Linked DNA regions of Homo sapiens: all the other regions are linked to region 2. A link is a loop called in an ENCODE intact Hi-C map of the cell type or tissue named here. Cell type or tissue: heart right ventricle. All regions are shown on one strand.

What was found. Peaks named below come from ENCODE experiments on the same cell type or tissue, not always from the same donor. Only the 100,000 strongest peaks of a DNase experiment are listed, where the experiment ranks them.
Region 1: a loop joins it to region 2, with 3 times the contacts of the local background. A loop is called at or near these places in 3 of 110 quality-filtered maps.
Region 3: a loop joins it to region 2, with 2.4 times the contacts of the local background. A loop is called at or near these places in 11 of 110 quality-filtered maps.

The regions. Positions count from the first base shown.
Region 1 is chr1:184,451,018-184,459,017 of GRCh38, forward strand. The region is part of intron 1 of C1orf21 (chromosome 1 open reading frame 21); the gene reads left to right. Among named protein-coding and RNA genes, the nearest start is that of C1orf21, 68 kb to the left of the region's middle. In heart right ventricle, no CTCF peak of the experiment used is centred here; no DNase peak of the experiment used is centred here; H3K27ac peaks cover 812 bases.
Region 2 is chr1:184,660,737-184,668,736 of GRCh38, forward strand. It overlaps LOC105371648 (a long non-coding RNA gene), which reads left to right and starts at 3,606. Exons shown (of 3, transcript XR_007066768.1): 1 at 3,606-3,692; 2 at 4,533-4,865. In heart right ventricle, CTCF peaks have their summits at 3,426 (motif pointing left) and 3,650; a DNase peak (open chromatin) is centred at 3,405; H3K4me3 peaks cover 1,151 bases; H3K27ac peaks cover 623 bases.
Region 3 is chr1:184,479,519-184,487,518 of GRCh38, forward strand. The region is part of intron 2 of C1orf21 (chromosome 1 open reading frame 21); the gene reads left to right. Among named protein-coding and RNA genes, the nearest start is that of C1orf21, 96 kb to the left of the region's middle. In heart right ventricle, a CTCF peak has its summit at 3,939 (motif pointing left); a DNase peak (open chromatin) is centred at 2,733; H3K27ac peaks cover 7,556 bases.

The DNA.
Region 1 (8,000 bases), 210 kb before region 2:
CAGGCACATGCCATCACGCCCAGCTAATTTTTGTATTTTTAGTAGAGACGGCATTTCGCCATGTTGGCCAGGCTGGTCTTGAACTCCTGACCTCAGGTGATCCGTCTGCCTCGGCCTCCCAAACTGCTGGGATTACAGGTGTGAACTGCCATGCCTGGGCTAAAAATTGCTTTTTAAGCCTATGATTTTTTTAAATGGACCATATAAAAATAATTGCCATGTCTGTTCTTTTAACCATTTTATATTTTTACCCAACTTTGGAACATTTTTTTGTTTTTGTTTTATTTTTTCGGGACAAGGTCTCACTCCATCTCCCAGACTGGAGTGCAACGGCACGATCATAGCTCACTGAAGCCCCGACCTCCTGGGCTCAAGTAACCCTCCTACCTCAGGTTCTCAGGTAGCTGGGACTGTAGGCATACACCATCATGCCTGGCTAATTTAATTTTTTTTTTTTTTTTTTTTTTTGGAGAGACAGGGTCTCACTGTGTTGCCCAGGCTTGTCTCGAACTCCTGGCCTCAAGTGATCCTCCCATCTCGGACTCTCAGAATGTTGGGATTACAAGCATGAGCTACCAGGCCCAATCTGGAACATTTTTCTAATCTCAGTCTGTCCTTCAAGTTGTAATAGTGTGTTTTGTAGTCCTGAAGAATTCTACACACAGACACGTTTCTCTAAAGACTTAGGCATGGTTGCCTGGAATGCTCAAAAACAAATGAGTTAAAAGCTAACAGCAAAATTTTCTCCCAAATGAGCATATTGCACATTGTAGGCCTCTTGTGCTCCAAGTTCACGAAAAGGGCATTAGCAAATTACAAGCATCTGAAAGCTCAAGTTTTCCGTGTTTATAAACTTAATGAGCAAATGCTCCATTGAGTGATTATATCCTTTATAAATAATTTTGTTTTTAAAAATAAATGTTAGTGTTAGTTTGTTGTTGGAAATGAATAAAAGCACTCCTCAGTCCCCAATTAATCCTTTGCTTTCCCTGGAAGGCAAAAAATTTTGTGACATTGAAATCACAAGTCCAAGCCAAAGCCGCCTCCTTAAATGAAATTTCCTTCTTAGTAGTGTGGAATGCTTTCCAAACTCCTAGACATGTCCATGTGCAATGTAGAAGTATTCCTAATGAGAATGTCACAAGAAGCTTTTGGTGGAGAGCTTATTTATTGTTTATAAGATAGAAGGTTTGATTGGCAGGAGAGCAATGAAAGATGATGGTATGGCCACCATGTCTCCTATGAAGGGCTTATTTCTTTTATAAAGAGTTTGGTTTCTAGAGTCCCCACAGGCTGAGTGCAAAGCACAATTTCTCTTCATTGCAGGTGTGAGTGTGAGAACAATTCTTTGTCAGTCCAAAGGGAGAATCACGTCATATCTTATAGGTAGGGTCACAAGTTGGAGGTGGGTAACTGGATGCTGTTGTATTTGTCAGAAACAGCAGAATTAAAGATTGCACCAGAAGTGAGCTCTTTGTTTTTCTGCTTATGAAATAAGGTCATATTTGTCCCATGTAACATGAGGCAAAGTGGCAAGAAGAGGGCGTAACCACCACGTTGATTGTTTGCATGTAGGAGGGCCACAATTTGTACTTGTTCACAGTACATCTGTGTGGTCAATGGCTCAGAACAAACTTTGATTGATCTTTTTATAGATAAATAATACAAAGAAGTTCCATGAATCTCTTTATATTCGTGGTATTACACAAAATTGTTGTAATTGTTCAGGTTATACAGGGTAGGAGCAAAATCAGTATCTTCCTTGTTAATTCTCTTTGCCTGTCCCCTCTTGAGCTCTCTCTGTCTTTCTTGTTTTAATATGACCGGCTCTGTTTGATGAGAGATTTTTAAGGTTTTTAAAAATTTTAGTAGCTTTGTTTCATCTCTATTGTTTATGCCTTAAAAGTTGTCCCTGGTATCATGAGGAGAAAACTTTGAGTCAGAAAGAAGCATAAAGCCTTTCATTGAAAGGATTGATGTGTTCCAGAGGCAATTGGTCTGAATTCAGCTAGGGACATTTCCCTCCTAAACAGTAAACTGACCAGATCTTTCTAGGAAGACCTTCGAGCTGGGAAGCGCACCATGAAATGCCTCTAAGTGATGCATACTACAGCCCACATCACTTTGGGGAGAGGAAGCCAGAGTTGTGCTCTAGCCAAGCTTATTTTAAAGAACTGAACCCCATTTCCTTCTGCAGAGATTCTCTGAGTGGAAGGGAGAATGCAATATTAACTAGCTGACTTTGCCTTCAGATATTTGCATCCTTGCGGTCCCAGGTAAATGCAGCATTGCCCCAGGTACAGGTTGAACAGAAAGCAGTGCTTCTGACGGTTCTGACGGTTCTGCTTTTGCTTTACAACTCTTTCTGTGCTTTTCATAAAATTTTAGTTTGAAGTACTGACGAATATACAATTTAGTGACACATTTTTGCTAGTGCTGCCTTTCTCAGGAAACGAATGTTTCATTTTCCTAAAGGAAGCTACTCAATGTAAACATTGATCTGCGTTTTAATGTTTTGTCTTTTTATTAGTTTGCTGAATATACTGATGTTAATATCCTCTCTTCTGTTCTGAAGCCTTGACTTTGCTTGATACTGCCACCTATTTTAGTTTGTAATCTCTGAAGATATCTAGACCAAAACTTTTTTTTTATTAGGTTATTTGTTTATAGCTGCTGTGTTTGACTTGTTCTTCAAGAAATAGCTGTTAGCTTTTATGTGTGAAACCTCAGAGGTGAAGGGACAGTGAGGGACAGATATTTCACAGCCTTTGTCTACTTGAGTTAGCATATAAGATTGAATGAAGCTACTGTCCCTACTTTGCCCAGAATGTGCTTTTGAATTATAGTTTCAAAAACGAACTCTGAAAGAGAAGAGAGATTATATTTACTCTTTCTTTCCAGCTGTTGGAGAGATTGATTGAAATTTATTTCTAAAATTGAAAGCAAGAAACAAAGCATTATATGGGCAGAAGGTTAATGGGAATTGTGTAGGGACCCTGAGTGCTTTGTGCTGAAGACATCACTGGCATCAGATCCATGAGGAAAACACTAACAAATACTTAGAGTCAATGGATTTCTTTTGTTTACTTTTGGAGAAGCAACTTTGTATGTTTAAAACTTAATCCTTATCCAGTTACTGAAACTGAGAATCAAAGGAAAGGATAGCAATATTTCAAGTTTTGCTATATTTTATATTTTTCAGTATGATATGGTTGAGTAGAATAGGAACTTGTTATTTTGTATGGATAATCGCTTATCAAGGTATATGTAAATAGAATCAGTAATTATAATTAAAGATACCTTGAAACCAAAGAAAATGACTGAGGTGAGTCTTAATGAATTTAGAGGTTTATTTTGCCAAAGTTGAGGAGATGCCTGGGCTAAAGGGACATAAGCCACAGTAGGACCTGTGGCCTGTACTTTTTCCAAAGAGGATTTTGAGGTCTTCAATATTGATATGGTTTGGTTCTGTGTCCCCACCAAATCTCATGTCAAACTGTGGTCCCTGATGTTGGAGGTGGGGCCTGGCAGGAGGTGATTGGATCATGGGGGTGGATTTCCATGAATGTTTTAGCACCATCCCCTGGTGCCGTTCTCGTGGTAGAGTTCTCACGAGATCTGGTTGTTTAAATCTATATGGCACCTCCCCTCTCTCTTGCTCCTGTTCCTGCCTTCTAGGACATGCTGACTCCCCCTTTGCCATCTACCATAGTTGTAAGCTTCCTGAGGCCTCCCTAGAAGGTGGGCATGTGCTAGCATCATGCTTCCTGTGCAGCCTGTGGAACTGTGAGCCAATTCAACCTCTTTTCTTTATAAATTACCCAGTCTCAGGTGTTTCTTTATAGCAGTGCTATATAGATATATATATAATAGAGAATGGATTAATACAAGTATTTAAAGGAGGAAAAGCAGGCTGTAAGAGAAAAGAGAAAGAAAGAGGGCAAGGTCACATTCTTGTGAGTCTTTGACTAGAGTTCATTGAATCCACATGTTGCATGTGAAAAGAAGGGGGCAGGGGGGACAATCAATTATGTATTTGTCTCAGGCTCAGTGAATCTGCATTTCTGATCAGTTCTGTCCAAAGTGAATAAACACTTTGGGCCATTCAGAAATGGTATAAGCATACTCAGGCCCATGTGTGGACTCACGTTGCAGTGCTGTTTTGCTGTTCCAACTATCAAAAACAAGTTCTCAAAGCCTGAGTCTCTTAAAAGTCAGAAGGAGCCTTACAGGTCTGATTCTGCCACAAATGTAAGGTGACCTGTGTTTAAACTTGTAAATAAAACCTATCAGAGCAACATTTCTGAAACTTCAGTGTGCATACAAATAACTAGGGATCACTTGGGATCTTCTTAGAATTGCAGATTCTGTGGTCTGGGCTAGGGCTGAGATTCTGCATTCCTAAAAAGATCCTAGGTGTATCCCAGTCCTGTTGGTCCCTAGGTTACACTTTGAGAAACAAAGTCTTAGAAAGTAGCTGAGAGACATCCAATCTCCTCCCATCCCCAAATCAGGGACTCTCCTTTTCTAATTCTCCCTTACAGGTGTTTTTTCCCTTTGGGGACAGCGTGAAAATACTGCCATCAATGATTACCTTTCTAGGATTGCTAATATTAAGATATTTCAAATAACCTTTCAGATAACCACTGAAAACTTCATTCCTTGTTCCCATCATAGCTCCAGCATCTAGAATGGCTCCTGGCACTACCAGGGCCTGAATAAATATCTGCTGAATGGGATCATGAATGGGTGAATATATAACATTCAGACTTTGGGATATTATGAATACTATTCATGTTTGGTTTTCACTGTTAAATTTTTGATAGCAACCCTAGAAACACATCAAGAAACTGTATAATTCTCTATGTATAGGTGTAGAGTGTTAAAGCCTTTGGAACGTTAAATTATTTTGAGCCCTGAGAGGAATGTGTCTATGTAGCTTGAGTCATGTGAGTATACAGTTGTAACTTCTGGTTTTTCCTGTAAATGAGTAGGAATGACTGAGTGGTGCCAGAGGTAAGACCCTCTCAGAACATTACTCCTCCTCACAGAATGTTAAAGCAGCCTTCCTTGGGATGTAGCAAGCTATATTAATCAAATCACTGCAATGTACATATTGGCCTTGTAGGGAAAATGTTGCCATCCTCCCAAAACTGTTTCTGCCTATATAAGTGAAACCTTAGCTTCTCTATTTTGAACCACTGACCCCATCCCTTTGGAGTCTGTGTTTTCTGTGTGCCTGTCCTCAAGCTTTGTGCTTGAATCAACTCTATGCTTAGTTATATTTTCTGAATCTCATTTTAAGTTTGACAAGAGTATATATACTGAAACCCGATTCTTCCTTGCTGTGGGTTGTCAGGTTGACATCTGATCTCTTTTCAGTGAGTGCTTCTTCCTTAAATTTAACTTCCTCTTTAATTAACCAAGTTAAGTAATTTCACTGTCATAGCTAACAGCAAAAAGGCAATATGAAATAGAAATTCGATGACCTTCAGAAAGGTTATGATATGTTTATATTCTTTTACGGTAAAGACAGTTCCACTGTTCCTCTTTAGAAACAGTTATGATAGCACAGGTGCCAGATTTGATATTTTTTCTTTAGAAACAGTTATGATAGCACAGGTGCCAGATTTGATATTTTTCATGTTAACTTTCACCAATACTCAACTAAAATCCTCCCTTCTCTGCACAGTTTTTCTTGACTCCATCCGATAGGCACACTTTGTAACTTTATCTCCTATGCTTGGCTTCATGCTAGTTATATCAATTACCTTATTATATTGCAGTTTCTTACTTGCTCATCTTTTACTCTGTGACAATCACTTCATTGAAGACAAAACCTTTCATATATGTATTCTTAGATGTCTCCAGGGGTGCTCAGTATAATGTTGGACCCACAGCAGCAGTATATGTTGACCGAAAAAAATGAATAAATGGTTTGAGCATTTAGAGAGTTATAAAACCAAACTAGGCAGAAGAATGTATCTGGGGCAGCTTTCTGGAGAAGGTGATGGTGATCACTTGGTTTGATACTATCTCTTGCCCTATAATTATGATAATAGTGCCCCCAGTATTTTAAAGTTGTAAATAAATGATCCATAAATGCTGTTGCTGTGTAATCAATAAGCCATGAAGATACTTACAGAATATTATAACTTAATTCTTAAAGGAAGGAACTTGTTGAGGACATAGAAGTGACTAGAATTGCATCCGTTATCTTGAAAAGTAAATTGGTATATTCAACAAATACTTACTGAGCAAAGATGAGTAAAACTGGTTACCTGCTTTCAAGGGGTTTGTGTTCTCCTGATGCGTAGACTAACGTCATCAAACAGACTGTGCTTAGCTCTGTCGTGGAGAAGCAAACAAAATGCTATGAGAACCTAAAGGGAAAAGACATGGATTCCAGCTGGAAGGACTCCAGGCTAACTAGTTGAATATAAATATATATATATATTTTTACATAGATTCTATTTCTTTCGGCTTCTTAAGCAGAATAAGTCTACCGCAGGCAATCTGACCTCTTTGTGATCATTCACATGAACACTGGTTTTGGGGCTCAGTCATTGAAAGCTGCTGTCTCTGTACTGCATTTTCCAGACTATTCTGGGCTTTTGCATCTGCTCCTGGCTCTTTGGTGCCTCTCCGATGGGTATCTTGCCAGCTATCCATGTGCTTGCTTCTCTATTCTCTTTCCTCAGTCTGGTTTGCTATGGGCTGTAACATAAATAAAGAGAAAGTGAGATTGCATCAGCTTTGAGTATCCTGAAGCATTTTTATGGGAGTGACAGCTAAGTATAAAGAGCATTTAGGAAATAATAGCCATTTTATCATTTAAAGGCATGTGTACTTCCTGATAAGTATTCGCTTATTTATAAGGATAGATATCTTCAATTAAGTTCCTACTACGTGCTTGGCATCATAGCAGTTGCTTTGTAGATATTGTTTCAAATTCTCAGAATGATCCTGTAAGGTAGATAGTATTATACCCATTTTATAAAAGAGGAAACTGAGATTTAGAGTAATTAACTTTCTCTGGGTCTCATAGTTGGTACATAGTAGAGCCTGATTCTACCCCAATCTGACTCCAAAGCCTACGTTCCTTCGCCTGACCCGTTCTGGCTCTGTAGGTGATACTAAGTGTCCTGTGCTAAGTGTGGGGGATACGTGACTAAGGGGACTCCCTTCCTCCCCTTACAAGCTTTGGACCAGGTATTTAAGGGGCTGGATAACTGATTCCGGTGGGGGAAGTTCTTACTATTTTATTATGTAAGATACAGATAGTCCAATGGTGTTTGCTCCTTTGTTTATCTTCTGCAGTATTTGCTTCTTTTGAGTCCAACCAAGAGATACTAGGTAGGGGTAGAAGGTTTGTCACAATCTCATAGTTATTCTTTCATCTGTGCTGGGTCCCTTTGGGGAATTAGATAAAAGGACTTTTATCTAAGGGAGTTAATGTCTTTACTTCTAGATCTAGACTATTTGAAGCCATAAGAACTATATATTATACCTGGCACATGTGTACTGAATAGTAAATGGATATGGTTTCAACTCTACTATAATTTGAAACAGCTCCAAAAGTATTTCAACTTAACATTCTTCATTCACTTATACCAACTCTGGCTTTTACAATTATCTGGCTTGTTGCCACTTATCATTAAATATTTCAAAATTTTCACATAGCAAAGTTAATTTTAATTCATTCCTAAATATGTGCCATAAAAAATCTTTAAAAAAGCAAACTTAGACTAATTCAGAGGTTAAAGGGCATTAAACTTTGTGTTTAGTAACAAAATGGTGAAGGTAAAACTCTAAAAAGGGTGATAAATTAACTCTTGAATAAATGATTTTGTGGCACATTTAAATGACTAGAAATTAGGGTAGTGTTTATACCTTTATTATTAAATTTCCGTGTTGTAGAAGTAAATGTTTTTCCACTCTTTGAGTGAAGTTGTGTGTGTCTTTTCATAAAGCAGTATATCAATAGTAATCATATCTAC
Region 2 (8,000 bases):
CAAGAAATGGAGCCTGGGAAGCCAGGCCCTGAGTTGGGCTGAGGCAGAGAGCATTTTCTTCTCTCCTGACCTTGGGCAGTTGGGTCTGGACAGGAAGTCATGATGCAGGGGTGGGCAGGCCCAGCCAGTGGAGCCTGGCCCCAAAACCCTCTGCAGAGGCCAAGGATAGGCCCACCTGGACCTGTGAGCCCTGACAGTGGCCACCTCTAACATTAATTATGACCTATTCTCTACTGTGTCCTACTTCCTTTTTGATGTCCCCAGCCCTTCAGAAAATTCCTCTAAAGAGCACCAATACTGAGGGTAGTGAAGGAGGCTGCTCCCTCACTGTGGAGGAAGAAGAAAGCTGTGTCTTCTCTGCCACGCCACCTCCCCAAAAGCAGATCACTGTGGGAGTGTAGTTAGTCCCCCGCCTCTATCTCTCCAGGGTCTGCCTCAGTTGCAGGCAGTCTCCTTGCCCCTGACATTCCCTTCCTGGGCAGCTCTCATATGGAGACTGAGCAAAGCAGCTTATTAAAATCCTGGCCCAGGTGGCACAGAACATTTGAAGGGCAATGGTCTCTCCGGAGATTCTTCACCTGGTTGCCGGAAGCTTTATTGGGTCTGCATTGAAGCTGTCTTCCCAGGCCCTATTCTCTTTCTTTTCTTCCTTTCCAAGGTGTTGATCTCTAAAACACCATGAAGTCCTCTTGAAGAACGCTGTCCTTGCTTCTGCCTTTGGAAAACCCAAACTGCAAGGGCAAAGGGCACAGAAGCAGTGGTGTGCTGACAGAACAGAGAAGTGGCAGAAGAAGACTATAGCCTGCACCTGAGCTCCTGGAGGTGGGGGTGGGGAATCTCAGAAGTAATTGACAGGGTCAGATGAAGAAGACAGACCAGTGATCTGTGAACCCTTGTAGCGCACGGACCCTCTGACTCTGATCCTTGCCACCTGCCTTCTATGGCAAAAGAGACTGCTGTGTTTGTTCATCGATCAAACTCCTTCCCACAAGTTTCTCTTGGCCAAGAATGTCTCTTCAGCCCTGAGTTTCCCATTTACTAATAGGTCTTTGTCACTCCAAGTGACAAGGCTTCCCATCTCCTGCAGTCTTATCCTCTAATCCAGTTATTTCTGTTTTTGGAGCATAAACAATAACTCCCCAGGTTTACCCTTTTAGCTTCCCCAACGCTTATGCTTCCCTATTCTTTCCTCCAGTTAGAGCAAGAGCAATCAGACCAAGATTTCAGCTCATGTTTATCACACACCATCTCAACAAAATCTACTAATGCTTTACAAGCCCTCACAAGCATTTCCTGCAGGCTCCACCACTTTGAGAAAAAGCAAAGCTTTTGAATTATCCCTGCTAGTGGTGTGCTGGTAAAATCAGCTCTCTGAAAAGTACATACATACATAGAGAACAATATAGCATTTGCTGATTTCCAATTTTGGTGGTGTAAATGCTCATACCATAACAGATTTCAAGCTACCAGTGAAATTTCACAGGCTTTTACAACCAGCTTGTAAAGTTCCTGAGTATTTAACATTGGCTTTTGATATCCTGTAGGAGCTGGCTTCAGCAGCCACTGGCAGGGCTATCCTCCAATTCTCCAGGTCACCCCCAACCAGCACCCATCTTATTCTCTTAGCAATGTCCTTGACTAACATAATTTTGTCATGACAGCATTCACCATGGCCCACACTGTCTTAGAGACACATTGCCTATCTGATCTCATTTAATCCTCACAAAATCAACCATCTTTATCTCCATTTCACATATCATGGTTACTACTGGAGGCTTATCACCTTTCATCAGACCTGCACTACACATAAAACATAACACACTGCATTGTTGGGCAAAGCAGTGCAGCCCTCTTACAAGTATTTTTTTAACACAATAAAGTTCTTTCAAGTGTAAATTTATTTTTCCATGACAAAAATAATGAACCACTTTGCAAAGAAAATTGGAAGGCAACCATTAATTCTTAAATGTGTTAAGATTATTTGATGTCATGGTAAAATGTTTATGAAATATTACATTTTAAAAGTGTAGTATAGTAACCTACAATGTGATACCAATTCTGTAAAACAGTAAATGTATTAATGAAACACTCTAAGTAAAGGAAAAGTGAGTAGTTATCGCTCTTTTTTAGTATGTTTTAATTGATATATCATGGTTATATATATTTTTGGGGTACATGTGATATTTTGATACATGTATACAACATGTAATGATCAAGTCAGGGTAATTGGGATGTCTGTCACCTCAAACATTTATCTTTTTTTGTGTCATGAACATTATAATTCTTTCCTTGTAGTTGTTTTAAAATATACAATAAATTATTATTCATTATAATTTTTTAATTAAATATTTTTAAAATTTTTATTATTTTTATTTTTTTTAGAGACAGGATCTTGCTGGTCACCCAGACTGGAGTGCAATGGTGCAATCATAGTTCACTGCAGCCTCGAACTCTTGGGCTCAAGCAGTCCTCCTACCTCAGCCTCCAGAGTTGTTATCTATAATTTTGAACAGTAGTTATCTGTAACAGTGAGAAGCAAAGGTTTTCCTCATTTCCTCTTTTACAGTTTCTGTATTTTCCATAATTGATACATCATCACATATTACAATTATGATGAGAAAACATGATACATATTTTTATTTGGAAAATACATAAATAAAAACAAAATCTATGACCTCACCGTTCAGACTCAACATCTCTTCCATTTTGATGTCATGCGATGTTTCTGACGGAGGTTTAATTGAAATGAAACAGCATCAATAAGCATGGGCTCCACAGTCTTCCCACATCGCTCTGAGTGCCCGGGGAGGGACTGGGGACTCCCCCCACACATTAACCCACGAGGACCTCTCACATGGACCTTTTTACATTCTCTCTAATCTTTCCCAAAGCCTTGCAAGGTGGGAGTAATATTATTATTCCCATTTCAGAGATGACAAAACTAAGAAACTCGTCCTCTGTGAGTTTCTGTGCTATTAGGCTGTGTCTCATGTCCCCGTACAAAGTATCTTTGTATGGGAGGCCTAATGGTTAAGAGCATGGACTTCTGTCCGACAGAATTCATTAAGTTCCAGGCCAGACACACTGCCGCTCTCTGGGAATGTGTCCATGGGCTAGGGGTGGCACTGAGCTTCCATTCCATTTCTTATAAAATAATGACGACAAGATCGTTTTCCTTAAAGGGTGGCTGTGAGCCTTCAATTACACAGTGATGAAAAGACCTTAGCACAGTGCTGGGCAACGGCTAGCTACTTCAGAGGCACAGCTGAGACTTGCACAGAGGTACCTGGCTGCAAAGTCCGGCTCCTCTACACTCTGCAGAGCTGTTTTCCCCCTTCAGAGCTCCTCTCCTCCGGGAGGGCTTGCCTCGCCCCGGTCCAGGATCTCTGCCTTCGGTTGAAGCGCAGCGCCCCCAGCCGTCCGCAGGAGGGATCGACGCCTCTGTCTCCCCGAAGTGAGGGCGCTCGCTGCGGAGCTGGGGGTGGTCTCCTCTTCCCCCCATCGCGGCCCAGCAACCTGGGGGTCCGCGTGACTTCTCCCTGGCCGGGGGATGGAGGATGCGCTCTCCTCTGTCCCTTCAAGGCCTCTTCCTCGTCCCAGGTCGAGTCTCCTCCTTGCTGACCAGGCATCGCGAGCAGATGAATCCTCTGGGCGGTTGTCCCTGTCAGGCTGTCAGGACCTGATTTTCCCTGGTAAGCCTTCGTCAGGCAGGTGGCCTCGCCCAGGCCTCGGAAAATGTCAGGGCGCAAGCTGGGCACACGGCCCTCCCGCTGGCGAGCAGGCAGCGCGCGCGTTCTTTAGGATTTGGAACAGCCCTGCCAATTAGCTTGTACTCTGCCCACATGCGCAGGACTAAAAAGGAAGCAGGCCAGGCCCGAGCAAAATTAGACAATGGGCTCCCAGAACACCAAGGGCGAAGGCGGCCCGAGCACCTGCTGTTCTCGCCCCTCAGGGCTGAAATTGGGCATGGAGTTGGCGAGGGAGGCCTGGCAGGGAGGGAGGGGGTCTAGCTGTGCGTTTGCTACAGGGCCTTCTTCCTCCACGTTCCAGATGGGACTCAACGCGGGCTGCCCAGAGGAGGGGATGGGGAAGGGCCAAGCCCTGCGACTGGATTCTTTCCGGGCCACAGAGGGCGGGTGCTTACAGCTGGGGTCAGGCACACTTCCGTTCTGCCTGGAGGACAGGACAGGGTGGTGGCTTCTCCAGATCCAGTGCTGGCCGCTCAGAGCCCATGTGTGGAAGACAGTCTGGTGCAGGGGTTGAGGATGAAGACTTTTGGAGAGAGGCGCATGCGGGTTCTTGTCCCACGTTCCTTATTGACCCACTCTGCAACCTCGGTTACTTGAGAAAAGTTAAGATTCCTTTCTCCAAAAAGCAGAGACAATACAAATTTCTAACTTGTAAGGTACCCTGTGAGAATAAGAGGAAATGAAATGTGGAATCCATATAGTATCTGCTTATAGAGTTACTGAGTTCTATTTTGGGATGAAGAAAAATGTAAACCTTACAACGGGAATATTTTTATCTTTGAGGTTCACTAAAGCACCAGAAGGTATGAAGGCGGAGAGAGGAAACAGGGCAATGGAATGAACACTTCTCAAGAATCTCTCAGGTGCCACGGACTGAGCCAGGTGCCTTCCATGTGTTATCTCATTTTACAGGGCAGGTAACATTTCTGAAAGGTCAGGCAGCTAAAAAGCAGACAGCTTTCTGGCACATTAGAGAAACAAAAGAAATGTTGGAGACTGGAATGCCTGCTGTGTCAAGGCACCTAATTAGAAAACAACGTCAGAGTGAATTTGTCGTGCGAGTCTCCAGCTCTGCCAGAAGAACTAAAAGAAATGTGTCACCAGAGGAATCACAAAGTAAAGTCTATTATTGTTCTGGGGATTCTGGGGATTCGATGCACAAATCAGAGGTCTGACAGGGGATGGGGCATGTGTTACGTCTTAGTAATGTGCTAAATGGTAGTGCTTCCAGATTCCCCACAGAATCCTACTGCAGTCAGAGATCTTGATGTCGGTTGAACTTATCTATTTATAACGAGGAAACATTAAGGTAACTCAAACCAACAAAATAAAACAGGTTGACAGTGACTAAGCAACAACAGAGTGCTAGATTTATGTAGAGATTCTTTCTTTCAAGTTGCTGAGACATTTCACAAAGGAGAACCGTAGATTATCATCAACTTCCATTTGGGGACTTAGAAATCCACCAAAGACAAAGACAATGTTGGTATCATTCCTTCCAGCTCTTGGCTGAAACTGTTCTTTCCTATGTCACCAGTGAACTTCTACTGGCCAACGCCCAAAGAATACTTTCTCAGTTTTAGTTTAGAGACCTCTCTATTCCACTTGCATGGTTAGACACTAACTGCTGGAAACTTCCAATCTGAAACACTCCCTGGGAAATGTCTTATTTGCAAATTTTACAGCTAAAATCCCTCCTCCATAGACAATCTATTAATAAACAGTACCTGCAAATGGGGGACTCTCTGGGGGAAATTTTTTCACTGCAATTGGTGTCAGCATTATATTATAATTAATCCATCTTTATCTAAGATAAAGTTGTAGGTTCAGATAAATAATGTCCCTCTCCCTTTAACACTTGTTATACTTGTGCTAGGCCTATTTGTGGCCACACCTGGGATTGAGTGGTTGAGATGAGATGCAAAAGAGATTATCTAAACTTCTGGGTGATTTTTTGCTGAATGAATGTCTTTTAAAGCACCATTTCTGATCCCATTTGGCTTCTCTCTAGCCTCTATCGATTAATTGTTGATTTAAATTGGAAGAGAGGCTATATGGAGTCTAGAACTTTACTTAGTTCATTGTTATTTCCCCAGGACCTCGAAAAGTGCCTGGGATATAACTCACAAATATGTGTCGAATGAATGAGTAGTTCTATCTGTTTCATGTCTGGGTCAATGTAGGCTGTATCCACATGTTCCTGGTAGGGGAAGTAATAGTAACAAAGATTTTGGCTAAGCTTCAGAGGCCATGAATTAATAGATTTTGGAAGAGGTCACTTTAGGATTTATCAGCTTCAAATCTTATATAAACTTCTTACTGGATCCAAAAGACTCCACTATTTATGGGAGACTCATGGTTTGGCCATTACAATGGTGAATGAGGTAAGGTTTTGGGACATACGTAACCAGGCCTGAATTGGTTGAATATGAACTTGAAAGTTCAAATTCAGACTAACATCTTTCTTTTGTCAGCTCTTCAATCTCAGCACTTGTCAACTTAAATAACAAACAGAAGAGGGGCTCTCTAAAATAAAAATGATATGTACTCAGGAGTAAGGCATTGCAATGGAAATATGTGTGCCATAGTAAACTATGTGCATACTAAGAGAGGTAAAGAAAGACAAAAATTTTTAAAGGAAAAATGAGATGGATTACATAATTGTTTGGAGATAATTATCCTTGCTACAAAGATCAATAGAAAGGGTGATGCCAGTACAAGGTTGGACAAGCAATTACTGGGCAGATGTCTTTACAGAAGTATTTGTGTGTGTGTGTGTGTGTGTGTGTGTGTGTGTGTGTATAAGATTGTGTGGCCTTCATGCAAGGTTGTGGTTTTTACAGTCTTTTGTGATATTTTTTGTTATCAGGTACACAAGCAAGCGAACCCACTCTTCATAGCCTTCCCCAACCCTATTTGTCAAGTGTTTTTTTTTCTTTAATACTAGTGAAATAAGATAGAAAGGAACAAGTCTCATACCTGATGTATGGGCCAAACAAGAAATCCATCATGCTGCCTAATGTCATGACCAGAGATGTTCAGACTGCAAACCAGGAGAGTTGATGTTTTCATGCTTTTCTTAAGACATCGAAAGACTCCACATCATGAGACTCTTACCCCTTTTAATGCCTACTTTTTCACTTGGCAAGATAATAATGTAATTGAAATTTCATAATCAGTAGCTCCTGCTGGAAACTTGACTAAGAGATCCTTTAATATCCATTGGTTAAATAGGAAAACAGGCCACATGGTAATAACAGCTCTCACTTAATTCTCTCTCATCATTTGATGTCTTCAATTGTTTATCTTTAAGCCTCAGTGTATGGCTCAATACCATTATTTAAACTGGGATTTTCATACTACTATTATTTTTACTTTGTTGCTGCCGTTGGTTGTTGTTGTCTGAGACAGGGTCTCACACGGTCACCCAGGCTGGAGTGCAGTGGCACCATGGGTCATGGCTCACTGAAGCCTTGATATTTTTACTTTGTATTTTCCCTTTTTAAACTTTGTATCTGCAAGCCCTGTGGTCCCAGCTACTCCAGGGGCTGAGGTGGGAGGACTGCTTGAGCCTGGGAGGCAGAAGTTGCAGTGACCCCGGATCACACTACTACTGTACTCCAACCTGGGTGACAGAGACCCCATCTCAAAACCAAACAAAAACTTTGTATCTATTACTTATTAAAATTTTTGCAGAAACACAACCCTAATAGGATAATACTAGCCCAGCACTTTGAGATGATAACAAAAGACTATGGAACAGACAAAATTGAACTTAATAATAGACTCTAGGTAGAATTAGCATGAGAACCACTTTCTTCAAATCTCCCTTATTGTTCAAATGTGGCTGAAAGGGTTTTGACACTGACTCTTAGCCGACATTCACTCCCCACAAGGTGGGATGAGACAAGCAACTGGGACCAAGGGCCGTCACATCCAACTACAGGATAATCAGTGATGCTTTCAGAGAAAGATCTTGATCAAAGGTGGGAAATGTGAAAGTTGTCAGAATCAAAATAGAGTCACCAGTATTAAAAAAAAAAAACTTGACGAATAGGGTTGGAAAAGGCTCTGAAGAGCAGGTTTGCATGCTTGTGTGCCTGATAACAAAAACTATCACAAAAGACTCTGCAAAAACTACAACCTTGCACAAAGGCCATCACAATCTTACACACACACACACACACACACACACAAACTTCTGTAAAGTTCTCTGAGATTCCTCCCTCAGCAGCTCGCCTTTTTGGCCGT
Region 3 (8,000 bases), 180 kb before region 2:
AGCTACGAAGTGCTAGAATCCAGATTGCTCAGACTCCAAAGTCCACCTTTCTTTCTCCATGTTGTTTCCTGATGCCGTGCAGCCTCCCATAGGTCTTTTTTTTTTTTTTTTTTTTTTTTTTGAGACAGTCTTGCTCTGTGGCCTAGGCTGGAGTGCAGTGGTGCGATCAGGGTTCACTGCTGCCTTGACTTCCTGGGCTCAAGTGATCCTCTCACCTCAGCTCCCTGAGTAGCTTTGGGACTACAGGCACGTGCGCTCACACCTGGCTAATTTTTTATATTTTTAATAGAGATAGGGTTTTGCCATGTTTCCCAGGCTGATCTAAAACTCCTGGACTCAAGCAATCTGCCCACCGTGGCCTCCCAAAGGGCGGGGATTACAGGCATGAACCACCACACCCGGCCCTCATTCTTTAATGCACAAAAGTATTGATTGGTCTGTATCCTATGTATAAGGCCTTTTGCTAAATGCCATGGAGATTACAGAGGTAAATAATCCATAAACCTTGCCATCTAGGACTTTGTAAGAAGATAAGGAAGTGTTACGAGGTAGAATAAGCCAAATGCCCGAAGAGGAAAAGACATACCTCATGATAACAGTCAGGGGATAGATGCTCTGCCTTAAACCGCAGAATCAGAGCAGATTTCTTACAGAGATGACATCCAAACCTGGCCTTAAAGGACTGAAAGAACAAAACCTGTCTCAATCTAAACTGGAAAAGGAACAGCTAGGTAATGTAAGACTTATTCAAGAATAATAAATATTCTAATTTATGGAACTAATGAATGGAACATAAACTATAAATGGGACAGAATTGGCTAGAAAACTAAGTTAGGGTTAAATTATGGAGAACTTCGAATACCAAATGACAGTCTTTAAAAAGATAACCTTAGATTGTCAGAGCAAGATTTGGTGATATTCAATACGTTGTGCTTACATTCTGCTTGGCAATGAGACCACTTAACCATCCCTTCACAACTTGTATAGCCAGGAAGACTCTATTGTTCTAAAGCACCATGTGTATTTTGCAGATGTTAGCATCTGATAAAGGAGCTTTGTGTTAGTCAACTATTGCTGCGTAGACTGTAACAAACTCAGGTTCAGTCACTTGCCACTTGCAGAGTCTAATTCACAAGAGCGAGGTCTGGCATAAAGAAAGTGACTTTATTCCATAGCTTAGCCTGGGGGAAGAGGTACAGGCTCCTGCCTTTAAGAGCACTGTTTTGCTTTTGGGGCAGAAAGCATGGACTTTTAAAGGGGGACTTGGCATGAATGGCATTCAGAGGAGGGAGTGAGCAGTTGGGGGTCTGCGTGACTCGCTTTCGTGCTTAATCTACTGGTGGTCGAGCTGGCTGCATCACAAGCAGAGCTAGGTTGTATAGTGGCCTTTGTCTCAAGACACTCTCCAGGTGGGAGAGCCTTCCATCAGGGACATACTTTAGGTTGCAAATTGACTGTTGTCTCTTGAGGCAATCTCCTTGTGGGAGAGAGTTTCTGCCCTGGAGCTTCAAAGTAAGCACGTAGTTAGATAAGCTTCCAGTGTAGTGAGTGTCTGGTGAAGGGAAGGTAAAGGTTATGATTGCATTTCTGAAGAGCTAGGTAGGAAATGGGAACAGAGGAAAAGAAGGAAAGAGAAAAGAAGAAATAACTTAAAAAAAAACTCTCTCTCTTAGAAAAATGGGGATACTTGGTTACAAGACAACTTGAAGCTCTCAGTCGCATTCCACAGTAACTGTTTCTTTCTTGATTATGAATTGGTGGGTCAGCTGTGGTGACACTTCTCTATGTATCTCTCATCTTTCTCCAGGGACCAGCAAGCTAGTGGGGGCATGATCTCCTTTCACAGAAGGGCAAGTGTGCAAGTGATACATATGGTGCCTCTGAAGCTTGGACTTAGAGCTGGCACACTGTCACTCATACCCACATGCCACTAGCCAAAGCAGGTCACATGAGTGAGCCCAAAGTTAGGCAAAAAAGCACACTCTGACCACAGTGCATTTACAGCAAGGGTATAGGTGCAGGGAGGGTCAAGATTGGGGCTAAAAATCAGTTTACCCCAAGCCCACCTGGTCATTGCTCTCTCTGTGCCTCTGTGTAGTTCATGCCATAAAGCGTCGTTTAAGGCCTCTGCTAAATTTTCTTCATCCTCCCAACACCCACATTGAAATTTTATTTACTCCAGCATTCTATCATTTTGTTAATCTCTCTAACATAAATATTAGGAAGTTTGTGGGATTGTGTTAAATACAGCAGGAATACAATGGGGAGAGAACTTCACCAATCAAGGGAGATACTTTTTCTAGCCCTGCAGGGCTCTGGGGGAAGAATTACCAGAATCCAATGTCAAGACAGTTCCAGTACCCTAGATATTACTGAATATCACATTTTAAATATGACGAGTTAAGGTCTTGTCTGTGTTTCTTCACTTAAATTAATTCGCAAGGAGAAGAAGTTTTCAAAATCCCACAATGATCACAGATGGTGGCAGATGAGTGATAGTGATAGGCCCACTTTTTAACCATTTGTAACCCATTATTTCTGTGGTCTCTTATTGTGTAACAAATACCCCAAACATAGTACCTTGAAACATAACCAGCTTATTATTCCTCACGATTCTGGGGGATGGCTGGAGTTCATCTGTTGTTCTCTCCCGGGCTCAGTCATGCAGCTGCATACAGCTGGGATCTCAGCTGAACTCAGCTATCCCAGATGGATTTGGGCTTCTGTCCACAAGGCCACTCTTTCCAGCTGGGTAGCCAAACTTTTCAGCCCGGCTTCCAAGAGAAAAAGTGGAAGCTGCCAGGCCTCTTAGGACCTGAGCTTGAAAGTTCAAGAATGCTACATTTGCTGCCTTCTGTTGATGAAAGCAAGTCATAAGACCAGCCTAGAGTTGAGGGAATAGAGTCTCTCCACCTCTTGAGAATGTGCCCGTAGAAAGAGGAGGAATTGTTGGGAGCCGTCTTTGGAGACCAACGCCCATTGCAAGAGGAAATTATGACTCCATGACTGGGATATATTTCAACCTGGACAATTATATTCTGCTTTCTAAAATACCCCTCTGTTTTTCACCGAATAAAGTGACCTTATTTATGCTTTAAAAGCTAAACATTTAAAATGTTTTAAATGTTATTACCACATGTTGTTGAAGATGTGACAAAGTCTGTGAAGGGTGGCATATTTGGGGATGGCTCTGAAGTATGTGTCTCTGAGTGTGTGTACACACACATTTGATCCTTTTCCTAAAGGTGTTAATTTAATTTCAAAGCTTCTGAAGACATCCTCAGGAGCTTTGATGCCCAATGTGTTTATACAAATGGTAATTTCCATTTTTTTGAAGCAGTTTGGGCGCCATGATGTCTTGGTTATTTAGGAGCTCCACCACAACAAATGTGTGTGACAGAATTTCTGTAGCATGTTCCACCATGCAGAATTAAATGCTAAATGGGCATCTTGACTCCTAGATTTCAGAAAATTTAGGAAATCATTGACAAGGAACTTCACCAGTGATATTTACTTACATATTTTCTTTCACTTTAAGTGTTGAAGCATAAAAAGTTTCAGATCTAAAGTTCTGCCTGACACACTGTGGCCCTTTCAGAGGTCAGATCCACTTCAGAAGGTTTCATCTTCAGATTGGAATTTTCCTTCTCTCAGTTGTCAGGGCAGATGTGAATAGTGGTCAGCAGATCTGCTGAGGTCATTCAGAGGACAGCTGAGCAGATTGCCAAGACCAGCTTGCAAAAAGTAAGTGACCAACAGGTTCAAGTTATCATGAACTGGTTAAGCAAGTTCTAGAAGGCCAAGTGCTTATTGGATTTCTTTCAACAGTCATTCTCTTAGACAACTAAAGTGGGTGCATAGAACACATTTAGGCCTTATTAGGGAAATTAATACGTCAGGCTTGAGATCATGATCTCTCCTGCAGCCCGCCCCCAAGTGGGGAGAAACTCTTACAGTTATATTGACTTCCTTTTCTGCGCTTTTTCTGTTTCCAGTGTTTCAATAATGTAGGCTTTAAACTTGAGTCACTTTTGGCTTTTGCAGTTAGTTTCCAGATCCTATAAATCTCACTCTCTCCTAGCATTGCTTTTCTTACCACCACTGTAGTTTAGGCTGTGACAGCCCATCACCCCAAGAACTGCAGTGTCCTCAGGAGGAATCTCCTGTTAACCTCCTTTATTGCTTGTTTGTTCCTTTGCTTGTTTTTGGTCTGTTTTTACTTCTTCATTTTTTGGCACCACTATCAGATCAGCTTTTTAAAGTACTCCTCTGTTGGTATTAAATCTTCTCTAGAACTTTCTGTTTGTGCCAATAAATCCCAAATCCTTAGTGAACATCCAAGGCACCTGAAGGTGGCTCATATCCACCTTTGCTGCCTTTGTGTGTGTGTGTGGGGCGGGGGTGGGGGGTGTATGTGTGTTTTGAGATGGAATCTCACTCCATCGCCCAGGCTGGAGTGCAGTGGCGTGATCTCAGCTCACTGCAACCTCCGTCTCCTGGCTTCAAGCAATTCTCTTGCCTCAGCCTCCCAAGTAGCTGGGATTACAGGCACCCACCACCGCGCCCGGCTAATTTTTGTATTTTTTTTTTAGTAGAGACAGGGTTTCACCATTTTGGCCAGGCTGGTCTTGAACTCTTAACCTCAGGTGATCCACCCGCCTTGGCCTCCCAAAGTGCTAAGATTACAGGCGCAGCCTTGTTTTGTACTCTGTTCCTTCATGATCGCCTTCTTCAGTCAACTGAGCAAGGCAGCCTTGTGAACTTATCCTGCATCTTCGCTGCTCTAGGCCCTCCAGTACATGGTGACCTCTGCTTGGCACGGGCCCGTTTTCTCGACTTCATGTCTTTAAATCCTGCTTGTTTTCCAAATATAAACTTTTATACAGAGCTTCCTCTAATACCTTCAGAAGGTATCTCTTTCCTGCCATCCCAGAATACTTTTTGTTTATTTGATTTATTTGTTTATATGTCTAATCTCTCTTGTGAGCTGGTTAGCTCCCCGAAGGCAGGAACTGCATGGGCTTGAGAGGACAGAGGGCTCCCAGATGGCCAAGGAGCTGGAGGCAGAGAGATTGTTCAGGAATCAGGTTGGGCACTGACTGAACCAGCCCTCCCATATAACTAAGGTGGCCTGCACTGCTGCCAAGTTTGGCTTAAGCCTGATGTTTATAAACATCCCTTTAAATGGAGGGGCTTAGATTATTGCAGTAAATTCTTCTGGAATGATGGTGTGAGACTGAGCAGCAGTAAAGCGAGCAAGAATTTGGCTGCTTTCTTTCACTTGGACTTTGTATTGCTATGTGGCTTCAGTTAAGTTCTGATCCTTGGGTGTACCTAAATGAGAGCATATAACAGATGCTTGTGGCTGTGTGTGTGTGTGTGTGTGTGTGTGTGTGTGTGTGTGATGGTGTTATGCCAATCTATTACTCATCTAAAATGCTGTGAGACCTATTTCACAAGGTTATGGTGAAAATTAAATGAGAAAATACATCAGATTTATTCAGAAATTAAAAGCACTTGGAGGCAAAGTCATAATTCACTGTTTATGTCTCATAATTTTTGATTGCATTCAGCGAAGATGGATTAAAGATACCTGTGTTTGTGGACAGTAACAGAGAGAATAATGTTTGTCAGTGCAGTCCAGCACAGTACCCATGAGCCACATGTGGCTATTGAGCATGAGAAACGTGACTAGTCCTAATTGAGATGTGCTGTAAGTGTAAAATGAGCTTTTAAGTTTCATATTAAATGAATATTTAATATGAAAAAAGAATATAAAATAGCTTATTAATAATTATTGATTACATGTTAAATGATATATTTTAGATCTATCAGGTTAAATAAAATATATGAAGATGAATTTCACCTGCTGCTTTTTATCTAATGTGGCTACTAGAAGCATTAAAAGTACACACATAACTCACATATTTCTATTGCACAGTGCTGATTTATGTGACTGAGAGGTAGCAGTGGTAGTGTGAGAATTTCCTTCTCTTTCAAGTTTTAGTTTTTATTGGATCTAAGAGAAAAGGAGTTTGATGGAGGCAGTGGCCCTCATTTTCTGCTTGGAATCTCTATGCATTAAGTGAGCACTAGGTGTGTACACTCAGCCTTTTGTGTGTCAGGGGGTGATTTGGGCAAAGAGGGGTACATGGGGGACCACCAGAGAGGCAGAATTGGGAGGCAGCTTGGCCAATGAACAGGAGCAATGCCACCTTGCTCCTCTCTGTGCTGCTTAGTGATAGACTTTAGCTGCCTCTACTGTAGCTGTTTTGCTGGCATAAGGAAGCTTCTGTTGGCTTCTGAAGCTGTTATTTCCCGAAGGTGAGAGAGAAAATCATGTTTCCCTTTTTCTGTTTTTAGTGAATCATAGGAGACAGTAAAGAGCCCTAAGGGCAGGAGAAGTGTTTGACGGATTTGTGATAGGCCAGATTATAGTCATAAAAGCTGAGAAATTTAAGTCAAGATAAGTGAGGAACATGGTCTTGGGTTTAGGCTTTGAAGACTCCCTGATGTCTTGAGCTGAGCCTCAGAAAGGTCTTAATGGCTCGAAGTGCACATGGGGCTCATGGAATCACAGAAGCCAGTCGACCTTGGCTCAGAGCTTTTAACTGCATTCTTCTGAAGTAAAAGTGCTCAGCCCAGTGTCTGACTCAGAGAAGGTGCTCAAAATATGTTAGTTTTATTTCCTTTTAGGTGGTTCCTGGGCCATGCTGATGCTCATTTCAATAGGGAAAATGAAACATGCGTGTATGTGAGCATGGAATGGAGTAGTTGTGAATTCTGTCTTACCAGCTGGGGTTTGATTCCAGTGTCACCACTGCCTGTGCTGTTTTGGATTTATAACTTAGCTGCATTTGTTTCCAAATCTATAATATGGAGGTAATAATGGTATCCACCACTTGGAGTTCTGAGGAGGAACACATAGTTAATAAGGAGAGCGTCCAGAACAAGGCCAGTGCACAATTAGCATGGAAGCACTTGTTATAAATAGTAGATGGGCCTGAGTAGACTGGCCCCACCTCTTCACTCTCCTCCCCTCGGCCAGCACAAAATAGATACCATGCTAGATGCCGCCTTGATGCCAAGTTTGGTCTAGCTGAGGTAAAGCCAGCAAAAATTTCTACTTGGAAACGTTTTCTATGACAGAAAGTTAAGAAATGCTCTATACTTTCTATATTAAAAAAAAAATCCAAGTGCTACTTTTCCTTCCCTTGCCAGCTGGTATCATGAGCCTGTTCTTTTGAAGTTAGAGAGATAAGTAGAAAATAAGACCATTTGTCACTCCCTGCTGCCAGGCAGCTGGGTTGCAAGATGAGGGAGCACCTGAGTTTTCAGAGACCATTGGCAGGGACACGCTGGCAGGGCCCTCCAAGTCCCTTTGGTTTTCTTCAATTACTCCCTTGCCCCTTCAAGTGCTTGTATTGTCTGTAGCAGTGGAGACCTGCTGGGTGCTTCCTGGCCCTCTGGCACCATTCAGTGAAAGGTGAAAGGACTGGAGCTGCAGGCAAGGCCTGCTTGGGGATGAGGGAAGTTCTCAAAACGTGCCTCAGTGACAAGAGAGGAAGTCAAAGGTTTCTTTACCTATTGCACTTCCCCTTGGAGTTATTTTCTCCTGAGTGACACTACAGATTCAGACATTCAAAACAATGGCTTCTTCCTGGACTCCTGGCTGGTGTGACTGAAGGGACCTGCCTTGCTATGAGCACCTCTCCAGGCAGCCCCTACCTGGCCCCTGGGCCTCATTAGGCCCTGGCTGTCCTCCGTAGAGACTAGTACAGCTCCTGCCTTCTGCACTTGGAACTTTACATGTGACTGGTTATTTTGCCCCTGAACCGTTACAACTTGGATTTGTGCTTTACGGTGTATGAGGCTTTTTCAAACGTAATTATTATCATGATTATCCCTACTTGATAGAAGGGGAAACTGAAGTTAAAAACTACCCCAGTTCACTTAAGAAGTGGGACGGTGGCTACAATGGCAGATGCTGACTCGACTAA